Linked DNA regions of Homo sapiens: region 1 is linked to region 2. The links are chromatin contacts, found by Hi-C or POLR2A ChIA-PET in ENCODE. All regions are on one chromosome and are shown on one strand. The core of a region is the stretch at or near the end of the contact, and the rest is flanking DNA. Distances in the headings are between cores, read along the strand shown. Region 1 overlaps AKAP13 (A-kinase anchoring protein 13). Region 2 overlaps AKAP13 (A-kinase anchoring protein 13).

Evidence for each region. Hi-C counts contacts between places; a loop is a spot of excess contacts on that map. ChIA-PET counts read pairs that join two places held with the same protein, here RNA polymerase II (POLR2A). Pooled maps may share reads with other maps.
Region 1: a pooled map shows a loop between it and region 2 (2.1-fold over the local background). The contact joins two enhancer-like sites. A Hi-C loop is called at or near these places in 3 of 168 maps with a recorded cell type or tissue (Caco-2, OCI-LY7 and heart right ventricle) and 10 of 50 pooled maps. POLR2A ChIA-PET finds 5 or more read pairs at or near these places in 1 of 52 experiments (T-cell).

The regions. Positions count from the first base shown.
Region 1 is chr15:85,552,868-85,559,866 of GRCh38, forward strand. The region is part of intron 5 of AKAP13 (A-kinase anchoring protein 13); the gene reads left to right. Among named protein-coding and RNA genes, the nearest start is that of AKAP13, 180 kb to the left of the region's middle. Within about 2 kb of position 2,409, at least 4 of the 41 ENCODE cell types and tissues checked have a DNase peak (open chromatin) inside an H3K27ac peak, as active enhancers do.
Region 2 is chr15:85,471,751-85,478,643 of GRCh38, forward strand. The region is part of intron 1 of AKAP13 (A-kinase anchoring protein 13); the gene reads left to right. Among named protein-coding and RNA genes, the nearest start is that of AKAP13, 95 kb to the left of the region's middle. RefSeq lists a silencer at 3,910-3,969. Within about 2 kb of position 3,626, at least 3 of the 41 ENCODE cell types and tissues checked have a DNase peak (open chromatin) inside an H3K27ac peak, as active enhancers do.

The DNA of each region.
Region 1 (6,999 bases), core at 1,159-3,658, 80 kb after region 2:
TTTTCTTACAAAATTTGGAGATGGCAATGTTGACATTCTGCTCTTAATTTTATTCTTATGTGAATGATTTTCAAATTGAACTTACCCTAGAAAGACACATGGCCTAAATGGAATATCTACAATTTAAAAAATTGTTTTATTTAATGTTTAGTGTTCTGAACACTAGTTAATAAAAAGTTAAATCTAGAGTTTTAATATAATCTAACATCTGTAATTCTTTTTTTTTTTTTTTTTTGGAGACGGAGTTTCGCTCTTTTTGCCCAATTTGGAGTGCAATGGCGCGATCTCAGCTCACTGCAACCTCCACCTCCCAGATGCAAACAATTCTCCTGCCTTGGCCTCCTGAGTAGCTGGGATTACGGGCACTCGCCACCATGCCCAGCCAATTTTTTGTAGTTTTAGTAGAAACAGGGTTTCACCATATTAACCAGGCTGGTCTTGAACTCCTGACCTCAGGTGATCCGCCTGCCTCGGCCTCCCAAAGTGCTGGGATTACAGGCATGAGCCACCGTGCCTGGCCTAACATCTGTAATTCTTATACCATTTAAATTTTAATAAATATTTGTTGGCTTAATAAAGATAAAATGTTCTTCCTAAGGTTATCTAGCCGGTGCACTATCTCTTAATATTCATTTTAACTGTCAAACTATTTATCCATTTGAAAACTCTTTAGTTGTTTTTGCATATGACATTAACAGTTTCTATAGTCACTGATTATTGTACCATTTTATTCTTATAGTACATATTTTATGCTTTAACTGGCCAATAGAATTTCTGCATAAAAAGCACATAAGGAGATTTGTACTTTAAATCAGGGGTCCCCACCGCCTAGGCTACAGACTGGTACTGGTCCATGGACTGTTAGGACCCAGGTTGCACAGCAAGAGGTGAGTGTCAGGCGGGCGAGCGAGCATTACCACCTGAGCTTGCCTACTGTCCAGTCAGTGGTGACATTAGATTCTCATAGGAGTGGAAACCGTATCGTGAACTGCATATGTGAGGGATCTAGGTTGCATGCTTCTTATGAGAATCTAATGCCTGATGATCTGAGGTGGAACAGTTTCATCCCAGAACCATTCCATACCCCGCCCCCTCATCTGTGGAAAAATTGCCTTCCGTGAAACTGGTCCTTGGTGCGAAAAATGCTGGGGACCGCTGGTTTAGATTATGTAGAGAATGCTTACATAGTACTCTTTATTTTAATAGTATTTCTTGTATTGGTGGTGCTGCCTCACTGATAGTGATGGTAGCCCTGTAATCACTTAATCCTTGTTCAGCAGGCATCCATCTCTTTGGCCTTAAAAATGGCAAAGCTGAACTTGGTGTGTCCCTATTGTTTAACATCTCTTATAGGCCTCAGTTTCTTCATCTACAAAATAGGGAAAAATAATATGTACCTCATAGATCTGTTAGGATTAAACAAGAACATGTTTATAAAGTTCTTAGGAGCTTAGATATCTCTTTATTTGGAGAGCTAGGAAGGACAATTCATTGGAAATATTTCAGGTGCGTATGAATATGATATCTCTTTTAACCACCATTCAGTTTCTGACTTACTGTTTCCTAGTCAGCCTCACCCCACAATTGTAACTATCTCTTAACCTAGTGGGGAAACCAAGCCCCATTTTCCTTACAGAATTTTGGAGGGTAAATTGTGGTAGGTGTTGTAGGGGTAGTTGCTTGACACTTACCCCACAAGCAGGCTTCCCTTACTTTTTTTTCTTTTTTTTTTAAGTCTAATACTCAGAAGTTGCCTTCTTTTTTGGTTCATTAGAATTATACCAGCCCTCTAGCATACCACACAGTCACAATATATCAATCGTTTCGGGTGTCCAGACAGCTAACATTTTGAATTCACATTCATTTAATCCTCATGACAGATTTAGTATTTTCACTTTACAGATGAGGAAATTGAAGCGCAGAGAAATTTAAGTAGTCCAAGATCACAAAGATGGTAAGGTGAGAGTAAGGAATCAAACCAACTCTGTCTGACTTTCCAGCTTATGCTCTAACAATTACCTTATAAAACTTTTTTTGTTTAAAAGCACAAAATTTAGAGCAAATTACTCATAGACAGTAGTTGCTTCAAGGATGTGCCTTCTTTTTCTTTGCACTCTCCTTATGCTAATTATTAAGGCGAGAGTGGCAGTTCTATGTTCCCTCCCCCCCAAAAAAAGGAAGGAAAAGAGGAAAACTAAGTTTCAGTGCTAAAATATCTTGTGGCCCTGGGTATGCAGGATTGCATATCTGACCATAACTAGCCTAGCAGCGAGTTCCCTACGGATAGCTAAAATACATCATTTTGAGGTGGATTAGCTACCCCCCACCCCCTACCCCTTTCTGGCATTTAGCTTCTCCAGCTCCATTTGAGTAGAGTTGTGGTTGGGTTTGTAGAACTCATTAAGGTTGGACACTATTATGGTGATGTGGTTTTGAGAAGATATTGCAATAGCCCTCAGAAAAGGAACTAGATGCTGCAGTTCCTTGTCAGAAGTAAACTTGGAGCGAAACACGCCTTTAGGAGGGGTAACCAGGCTGCTTTCCTCTATTTTTAAAGCTGTAGTATGAAGCCAAAACTAAAAGAGGATGGGCTTGCGATATTCGGGGTGCTTGGGCAGCCATGTGTGAGTATCAGCTTCCAGACCAATGCTTTGTTAATCTTCATTGTTTATTCTCTGACATTTTCTCTGGCTTTTTGCTGTAACTCAACCTGAAGCATCATTGAACTTCCCTGAAGGACTTGTGTTGTTAGGATCAGAAAAGTGTTCTTCTCTGCAGTTAAGTTAATTTGACTGGGTTTTCTATGTATGTTAGCATAAAACCCCATTGTTTTCTTGCGCATGCTAGGCAAGGTAAGAAGGCAGAGACTGATTGGTTGTTGATTATTGCATGGCAGGTAGAATGCTAGAAAATTAGTTGAAACTCATCCTGGGCTTATTGAATTTTGTTGTATCATATACATAAACTGTGGACACTTGGTTTGGATGCTGTAACCTTATCTCTGAGAAATGGCTTCTAATTTGTGTTATTTTGCATTTGAAAAACTTGCTATGGATTTTATAAAACTTATAACAAAAACCCTAATATACTTTATTAGCTTCTGATAAATATTACATCAGACATCCAGTTAGTATAATTTGAATGTGGTTTGAAACTTTTTTAGAGGTAGGTTTCGTTGTGGGTAGTGGAAGGAGGCACATAAGTTTTAGAGTTAGCTCTGAGTACAGATTGTGGCCGTTTCACTTACAGCTGTGAATTCTTGGGGAAATTATTCATTAAGTCTCAGTTTCCACACATGCAACATGGAAATACACTGATACCTGCCTCAGAGTTTTTGTGAGGATTAAAAGTAAATAATAAACCAACAACATAGTCATTTTATTATCGCTATCAAATATGTACCGTACATAATTTTATGTGCTATACTTTTATATGACTGGCAGCACAGTAGGTTTGCTTTCACCAGTATCACTGCAGATATGCAGTGCATTACAACATTATGACAGCCGTAACATCATTGAGTGATAGGAATTTTCCAGCTGCATTATAATCTTACTGGACCATCATTCCATATATGGTCTATCATAGACTGAAACATGGCTAAGTGGCACATGACTGTAGTAAATATTGTTAGCATCCTTCTTTTGTTTTGTCATTTTTGCCTTCCTCCCCCTAGTGTTTTCTCACCCCTCCAAGAATAAAATCCTAGTTCCTACCAGGACTCACAAAGCTCTGTGAAATCTGAACCTGGTGCAACTCTTGAGACTTCATTTCATAACATTTTTCTCATTCCCATAGCTCTGTCTGCACAGCTACACTGGCTGTAACCTCCCTGGCCAGCTCATTGCCACCTCAGGATCTTTGTACTTGCTGTACACATTGCCTGATGTTCTTGTTCCCTAACTCTGCATGCTGGCTCTTTCATACCACTCAGGTCAGTTGTTAGGTCACCTCCTCAGAAAGCTCTTCAGAAGAAGCCGCCATTTCCAGTCGAAGACATTTTCTACCATAAGCACCTGTTTTATTTTCCTTAAGTGAAGATTTGGATTTGCGTTTTAGAATACATACAGAGTAAATAAAAATTCTCTACACAATTTTGCTGTAAACGTCTTCTGGGATTTTTGTGTATACACTTCCTTTTAGAGAATATGTGCATTTGAAGTGGTTTTGTTGTTTAAGGTGTGAGTGTTCAGTCGAATACCTCTTAGTGCCATTTTAAAATGTGATCTAAAGAAACATTTTGCTTTTATCTTTTCTTTCTGCTCATTAATCCACATAAATTACTACACTAAATTGATTTAGAATAAACAGATTGCTTGGAATTAATTTTAAAATTTATTTTTTAGCCCTCATTTCAGCCCTTAGCTCTGTGAAGCCTTGGTTGATTTGCCTAAACGCTATCTATCTGCAGAACCTTGGCCTTGTTACTTGGAAGATTAAATAAGATATTTATGATGAAAATGCTCTGAAAAACTGAATACAGCTTTTTACAATCGTTTTATATTTATTATGTACTGTGATTTGTTCCTGATATTTCACATTTGATTCAGGGAAATCATTTCAACAAATTATAGAGCTTCTTTTGTTGTCGTTTTTGTTAGGTGTGGTTTTTTTTGTGTTTTGTTGTTTGTTTTGAGATAAGGTCTCATTCTGTTGCCCAGGTTGGAGTGCAGTGGCCCAGTCATGGCTCACTGTAGCCTCGACATCCTACCTCAACTTCCGCAGTAGCTGAGACTACAGGCACGCACCACCACTAACTAACGCACCTGGCTAACTTTTGAAAATTTTGTGTAGAGATGAGGTCTTGTATGTTGCCCAGGCTGATCTCAAACTCCTGGACTCAAGTGATTTGCCTGCCTCAGCCTCCTAAAATGCTGGATTACAGGCATGAGCCCCCATGCCCACACGACAGAACCTCTTTAGAACATGACTGTTAAAGCTGATATTTGGATACTTTTGATTTTAATAGCAATAACAACAATAATAAAGACTGGGTGGGACTGAACTTTTAAAATACTCTTGCTATTGTTCAGTTGGTTTTCAGCTTTGCTCAGGCCTATATGAAGTTTACCTTTGGGAGAAAATGAAACCTTGTCCAATGGGTCTATAGCTTATACCACATGCCGTATTCCTATCTATGCTATGCCTCTTATCTCTTCTGCCAGTAGTTTTTCTCCCCAGAATCTGTGCACATTAAATTTCATTTTTCCAGTAGTTCATTTTTAGAATCTTTGCTTCAGTGATGAATTGAAAAGTTAAAAAAAATCTGATCGCTTGTAAGTAATTTGAGAAGTTCTCTGACCCACCTTACCTGTTTATTGTGCAGTGCTATTATGAGGGAGAGTAAATCAATGTTATATGTTTCTGCAAAAGCAGCAAATTACAGGAGAAACATGAGAAAAGTCACATCTAGTTTGTCCAAAAGACATTATCTCTTTATGAGGACCTATTTTATTAATGTAACTGTTTTTAAATAGGATTAATCAACTTTAATTATAACTTATGAAAAGTGCCGAATCAGGTCAGTGGGCTATATAAAAATACGCAAGGTCATTAGAAGCTTATTGGACTTGTTGAGTATGGGTTCTTTTCTTGAATTTTAGTGATGATAACCTCACACATAGTTAAGTGAACTTCGTGCCTGAAGATGGGGGTCCTGCCTAGACAAATGAGCAAAAATGTGTCTTTTTTCCTGAACTGGAAAAGCTAGTTTACAGAGTGATGACTTCTTTGTGATTAAAGTTACCAGTTTCTGTAAGTATGGAACACATCGCTTCTCCATTAAGTTGGAAGCTTGTTAATCAGCTGATTTTAACGTTCACCATTACACTGGAGTTTTGGGTTCATATTTAGTTCTTAATCTTTCTATCATGTTTAAGTTTCTCATGATCTTCAGAAATAAAACTGGAAGAAATGGATGTGCATTCCTTTCTCTCCTGATTCTGTTATTTAAATTGGTAATCCTACAGGGTTTCTGTTTGATTTTGTTTTGTGTTTTTGCCCCACGAGAAAGCTAAAGAAACTTTTTGACATTTTAAAGATGAGTGTGTACTCCTCCCTTCCCTTTCCCCTCCCTCCTCCTCCTCCCTCCCTTTGCCGTCCCCTCCCCCTCATTTCTTGGAAATTTGACTTTTTTTTCTGTCATCGGTTTGAAATTACTTTATTCAGTTATATCATTCTTTCCAAGTTTCAGCTTATTTTGTAAGCAATTCTCTTTTTTCCTGTTCTCATTACCACTGTTGTTGATCTTGGTCAACAGTGGTAATGTTCTCGCTTTGAAAATAATTTTCAGGGGCCTGTGTTTCTCAGCCTCACTAAGTGGCGTGAAGCACTGGTTAAACAGAAGACAGTTAAGTAGCTAGTAAGCCAATAACTGTCATGGAATAGACAGAGACAACACAAGTTCTGACATAGATCAACCTAGTTTGTGTATAAATACAAATTTAAATAATATTTAAATAGAAATCTCTATTTCAGTGGTCCCCAATTTTTTTTGGCACCAGGGACTGGTTTTGTGGAAGACAGTTTTTTCATGGACCTGTGGGAGGAGGGGATGTGATGGTTGAGGGGATGATTCAAGCGCATTACATTTATCATGCACTTTATTTCTGTTATTACTGCACTGTAATATATAATGAAATAATTATACAACTCACCATAATGTAGAGTTAGTGGGAGCCCTGAGCTTGTTTTCCTGCAGCTAAACAGTCCCATCAGGGGGTGATGGGAGACAGTGACAGATCATCAAACATTAGATTCACATAAGGAGCCTAGATCCCTCACATACGCAGTTCACGATAGGGTTCACGCTCCTGTGAGAATCTAGTGCCACCGTTGATCCGACAGGAGGCGGAATTCAGGTGGTAATGCAAGCAGTGGGGAGCAGCTGTAAATACAGATGAAGCTTCACTCTCTAGCCTGCACTTACTTCCTACTGTGTGGCCTAACACGCCATAGACTGGTACTGGTTTGTGGCATGGGAGTTGGGGACCCCTGCTT
Region 2 (6,893 bases), core at 2,376-4,875:
TAAGAATGGGATCGCATAATAGGTAATATAAGTCTTTGAACTTATACTAGCTCTGTTTATTTTTTCAAACTGATTTGAATATTTTAAGTCATTTGCATTTCCATGTGTTTTTGAATCAGCTTGCCTTATGAAAGACTACTGGTGTTTTTATTAGAAATGCATTAAATTTGTAGATCAGTTTGGGGGAAAGTTGACATTTAATGATATTAAGCTAATATATTTACCATGTATCTCTCTATTTTAAAAGATCTTTAGTTTTGTATTTTTTTAAGCAAGTTTTTCGGTCTTCAGTATACAGGCCTTACACATTTCATTAAATTTGTCCTTAAGTATTTCATGGTTTTTTATGCTGTTACAATTATTTGAAATTTCAACTTGTAATTGTTTAACAATGCTATGGTGAAGAATTGGTTAGATTAGATCTGAGTTTAAAGTCATATACTAGGTTAAAAAAAAAACAAAAAACAAAGCAGGAAGCTGGTGCAGTGGTGCCCACCTGTAGTCCCAAGTACTCGGGAGGCTGAGGCAGGAGGATCACTTGAGCCCAGGAGTTGGAGTCTAGCCTGGTCAATATAGTAAGACCCATCTCTTAAAAAAAAAAAAAAACAAAGACAACAACTCAACAAATTTTCAACAAGTTATTGCCAGTCTAAATTGGGGTAATATAACACTCGTTCTGGATTTAGAAATAAAACATTTAAGAGAAGCTTCAGTGTTCATTCCCTGAATTTCAACTTTTCTGAACTCTTTTTGACATTTTAAAAAATGTAGACAAAGGATCTTGCTACGTTGCCCAGGCTGGCCTCAAACTTCTCAAGGGAGGAGATGCTCAAGCAATCCTCTCCCCTTAGCCTCCCAGGTAGTTGAGACTATAGGTGTGCACCACCACACCTAGCTTTGAACTCCTCTTAGTAGGAAACTCTTAGAGGATTTACATATTAAGAACTTCTCATATAGGGGAGGAATAAAATTAATTTCCCCACTTGAACTAAGATAATAAAAAATAAGGTTGTCATGAAAAATACAGACCTGGTGCTTTAAAACATTTTAGCATTTGTAGCTGTGTATGAAAAGATAAATAGCACTTATATAACAGAAATGCATAATGATAAACTGTTGTTTCTAGTAAATGTGGAAACAGGCCATATTACTATGTATGTGACACTTTAAATATTTAATATATGTGACATATACACAAGAATATAGCTAGAGAAACAGCTAGACATCTGCTAAATAGTACCCTTTCCTTTAAAATTACTACACTTCAAAAATTCAAAAAATACACATAGGTGTTTCATAAAATCACTGTTGTAACAGAATGACCCACGTGCTAATAATTTGGTCATAATAAGCACATAAGGAGCACAACTGGCTACTTTCCCTGAAAACTGTTACAGTCAAAAAGTAAATTAATTTAGGGAAAAAAGACTGAAGATTTCAAGGTACGGGGTCCTAAAAGTAAAGCTACTGCTTTGCAGGTTTTGTTAACTGGGCGCGGGTGTGGGGGTGGGAGTAAAGAGTAGGGATGTAGGCTTACAGACCCAGGTTGTCAGGAGAGCAATTTGATGTGGAAGGCACAAGTAAGAGAAGATGTAAACCACGCAAACAAAAAGTATTTGAAAGGGAAATAATTCAATTCAGCAAATATTTGAGTGCATACTCTGGACCGAGATTATAGATAGAATGAACTATAAAAAGTCCAAATAAACCCTCCAGAGAATGCTGAGACCTTGGCTTTCTGATTCTCCACATAAGTTAAATAGGCCCCACAGGAGGCCCCCACTGCAACACGCAGTTGGTTCAGTGCTAGATTAGTCATCGTTAGAAGATGGCCAGAATTCAGACTGATCTGAAAAACCAAAGAACTCAGGTTGCTTCAAAAACCCAGAGACAGCCAAAGCTCAGAATCAACTAAACATCCCATGTCAACTGAAGAATGATGGACTGCTTTGGTCATAGTAAGAGGGTCATGAGAGGGGAGGGAGGTGAAGCCCAACCTCTTGCTAGCCAGGGGCCTCCCTCCTCTGTAGAAAACAGAGTTAATAACCACTCGCCTGAGAGGCCTGTGGTAGGTCAAATGAGATGCCATCTGTGCAGCAATTTAGTGCACAGGAGATGTTCTGTAAACTTCATCTTTCACTGACACTAATCCAGTAAACAGGCATACCTGACTTGGGATAAGCAACAAGAAAAAAATGATAATGGGAAGCAATGAGGAAATAAAATCCTCACTTCTTACTTGAACAGCAGAATCCTTAAGAAATACAGCCCACTCAACTACTAGTTTGAAAGTTTAAAGTCTCTGTGATATCAGTTCTTTCTCTAGGTGACTTACATAGGATGAAAAAAGTGTTCCCAACTGTAAACATGGGTTTCTGTATCAAACATGTGGCTGACTCTCCATCAGCAGGAGTAGCAGTGGTTAAAAAACACAAGCTAACATGTTCTCAGCTCTTCCTCCAAGAGGTAAAAGCTCATAAGCCCATTATTTTCGTAGTTTAAAACATATATTCCTGATTCCTTTCTTTCCCTCTGCCCCACTCCCCAAATGCTGTCTTTAAATAGTCAGATTCTCTGCTAAAAATGCCATTCATGTTGTCACAAGTTCTGTATTGACCTGGCATCAGTGTTGATAATTAATTTTCATGTGCTTTTAGTTGGCTAACCTAGTTCTTTGCCACATAAAATAAATGCATTAGTATTTTCAGAAATATCCTTGCTTGGTGTATAAGAGCAAGAATGACTGTCTAAGGGATTACTCATGTCAGGAATGTTTTATGATTAGAAATTCCCCATTAGAAATAAAATTTTTCATTGAAGCGATTAACATTAACAAAATCTTTAATAGGGGACTGCTTAGAATATTGAAGTTTTCCTCATATCTGTAGAATTTTCACTTAATTATGACATATACAAGTTTTTAATTTGAAGTCTTCATTGTTTAAAACTTTTCCTTCCAATTTTGATAGGTGGTTTAACAAAAACCTACCACCTTGTGTTTCCAGTGTCATTGTTCTCAAGATGTTAAAGGCTTAGTATTGTGAAATTATAACATTGAAGACAATATTTATTCTCAAGACAAGAACCAGTCTAATAATTAACAAGGTAACTGACATTTTTAACGTCTCTGATCCCCTCTGACACTTGTGTGACTCGTTCGATAGTCACATAACGTGTGTGAGAAGGTGGGCCGTGCCTGCCTTGGAAATCATTCCTAACAGGTCTCGCATTTGTCCAGGTAAGGTCATCCAGCTCAGTAATGTCCTCATTTGTGTGAGAGCCTACCTGCCTATATTTAGTCTTTCCAGGTGGTTTATAATTGGTTTAGCCCATTGGACAGCCTGCTTTTTGGTTGATAGAGGCTGGGGAGGATGAAGGAAGTGTAAAGGCTTGAATTTGGCAGTCTCTTTGCCGGATATCTATTTTAACCCCTCCTGAAGTTAATTTACATAAAACCCAGCTGTGTAAGAATTTTTCTAAATTTAAAGTTTATTCTTATTACCGTAGGGATAGGAATGTCAGCACTCACTGAATTATGGCCTTCCTCTCCTGTGTCTGGACCTCCTGGCAGCTTATGGTTCCCGTTTCCTTTGGATAACAGGATACAGCTGGTGGCAAAATTCTCACCTGTGGAATGGCCATTGGGAGTTTTCTTCTCCATATAGATCTTTGCAAAGCAGCAGAAACCATTTTTGCAGGAAACCACAAGCCTGTGTTAAACACCAAAAGAGAATTGAAATAACATGTCCATGAGTTCCTCTTTCCAGAGGTACCAACCATCATGTGGGATCCTAAGTATAGTGTTAAGTAGCTCTTTGTCCTCCCCTTCACTTTGAGGTTGTCTAGTTATATGATGTTGAATTCCCCAGCTCTGGTCCCTATTACCTCTCTGGCAGATTAAGCAAATTGCTTCAGGCTGGATTGCTTAACACTTAGCAGAATTCATGCTGCCTTTAATGAGCTACCAGTTTAACCTTCTGGGGCTAGAGTGATTTTTAGACATTTTTGTTTTGATGAGTTGATTTTTGTACTTATAGCTATAACTGTGGATCCCTTGCCATCAAACTATGGTGCAGCAAAGCAGCTGATGAATTTCTCTGTCTCTGATGTTCATGTCAAACAGTTATTTCTCTAGCATTCATTGGGGGCTCAGTACTGTGCCAGGTGCTGTGGCATGAGCAGTAGTGGTGTGGAGGGTGCTACAGGAGACATCTGCAATGCAGTAGACTAGATTAAAAACAAGTTGGGGAGAGAAGGCAAGCACAAAAATAAAAGAAAAATAGAAGATAGTATTTGACTTACTGCTGATAGTGTGGGTTAGATTATCAGTGATAATCCTATTAAAATCAGCAAGGGTGGAGGGCATGAACATGAGCAAAGACTTGAGGACTGGACTGAGCATGGTGCATGCATGTGAGGTATGCAGGGACTGGATGGAAGGTGTGGTATGGAAGAAAAGAGTGCTCAGTAAGGCTTTATAGATAATGAGGGACCCTGAACACTCTTTGGAGGCACCAGAGGGGTAGTGGGGGCATGGTGGATGGCTTCTGAGAGCTCACCAATGATAAATGGTATGTTTAATAGAGTACCTTATCTGTTGGAATGTATATTTTCCTCACCATCACCTTTTATTTAGAATTAGGGATCGACACAGTGATGAGGATGTCCTGAGAGATGTGGTAGCTGAATGTGATAGAAGGTTAGTGCTGAAAGGCTATCATGTAATTCATAACAGGCAAGAAGAATAGGAGCTTACTTTATTATTTTCTTATTGCCTACCACTGTGTTAAACCTTTAACTACACATCTTTAATTTTATGTATTCTCATTTTACAGATGAGGAAAATAAAGCTTGGTAGTTAAGTAACTTGTCCAAGGTAACACAGCCAGTAAGTGCCACATTTACAACTCAATTCTAGGTCTTTTTGTCTCTGTCTCTGAATTACGTTAGTACTCTAATTTTTATCCTTACATTAGTCTGTTGGGGTCATCAAATGATTCTTAAATACTAGAAGGTTGTCTCTAATCTTAATGAGGACTCTGCAATCATCCTTTCCTTTAATAACTATTCATCCAAGTGGCTTGTCTATCGTTGTTGTAAAATAAGTACGTTTAATTTTTTACAGAAGAAATGTAGTGGGCTTAATCATGTGCTGGCCATGTGTGTCTGTGGATGCAGCATTTAGGAATATGGGTCCCAGAGTACAGGGCTCCATCTTTAAGCTCTGGAGGTTGGAAGCTCTAGGAAAACTAAGGTGGGTTAAATGTGTTCCCAAAACTGTGATCACATTTTATGTTTATGCTTTTCTCTCCCTTTCTCGAGTCATGGTAGGTTACTATTTGAGTGCCATGCCCTAGAACTCCCTAAAGTAAAGGCACTGGTATCCCAAAAGAACTGTTCTAAAAGATTACTTACTTCTGTGAAGGCAGAGAGGGTGCTACAGAATGAAAATAGCATTTTAGGAAGGTTGAGTCAGAGGTGCGAGTGGGGCATAGAGAGATTTTCTCAGGGTGATAAGGCCCTGGTGCTCAAGTCTACAAGCAGAGACAGGCACATTGGCAGTGAGTCCTCCTTGGGGAAGAAGAATGATCTGGGCTACTTCCAAGACCCCTTCTACCTGTAAGTTCTTGTAATTTGGGATTGGGATTAAGAAACTCCAGAGGCTGGTGTAAATTGATGGGGCACCAGCTGTTGTTTGCTGCACCTCAGGGAAGTCATGGTGGGAGTCTGGCCTGGCCCTGTTGGCTGGGGCCCCCAACAGATCCTTGCTGTGTCTGGGTTTGAGTTTACGCTACACAATTACAAACTTTTTCCAGTGCTGCTTTTTGTGAATCTTTGAACCTGCAGTTGTGAATGAACAGAAATTTGAACTGAGCTTAAAAAAAGGAAAAAAAAAAAAAAAAAAAAAGGCAGAGCTTTGTTGATACCACTGCCATTATAGGGCCATGATTTCTTTTTTCCCCATTTAGCTGCAACACATTTATTTTTCCCTTGTATAATGGCTGAGATTTCTTTAGTATGGAGCTGTGTCACAGTGGTTTATGTATTTTCTTCTCTCTCCCTGCCTCTGTTTCTAAGGCTGGGCAACTTTGAGGTATGTGGATTGACCTGGATGCCTCTTGTGACTCCTTCCCCACGATCCCCTGCGTGCACTTCCTATTCATCTTTGTAGTTCTCAGCTACTCACTGTGCTGTCATATCTGGCGCGTGCTGTTCCTTCTATCCTGTGCTTCTCCTCCTGTGTCCACTTGGTGGAACTTTCCCCATGGTTTGCTTCTTCCAGTAATCTCTGTCTGGACCCCCCATCTTCTAGAGAGTTTATTGCTCCTTCCTGATCCTTGTAACATTTTTATTATTGTGCTCATCATACTGTAATATCTGTTTACATACATATGACCCTTTACTAAAGTGGTAGGAACCACATATTATTTATTGCTAAAGCTCAATAACTTAGTACATGTAATATTTTAGGGGCTCAGAAATGTGAAATTATCTCCCTTTATTGAGTTTTTATGTGCCAGGCACATATTATAAATATATGTCAAGAAAAAGATAACCTAAACACGGAAAAGATTATAGTGTACTCTCCTACACAACTTTCAAATAAACTCTAAAATGATTATAAGGATGTCAGAGTTCTGATTTTTTAAAACTACATTTAACTTACTATTTTAAATTATTTGTATTTCATTATTGTAAGAGTTCTGATTTTTTTTCCATGATAATTACATTGATTTGGTGTTTGTGCATGTGTTTGGCCCAAACTCAGGATCATTTATGCCTTTTGGGTAATCCAGCGTTGATAAAGAATAAATTAAATGAGTGAACGTGGGTGTTACTGTTTTGTCGTTGCTGTTGTTTTAATTTGCTATGTTCTTTTGTTTTACTGTTGA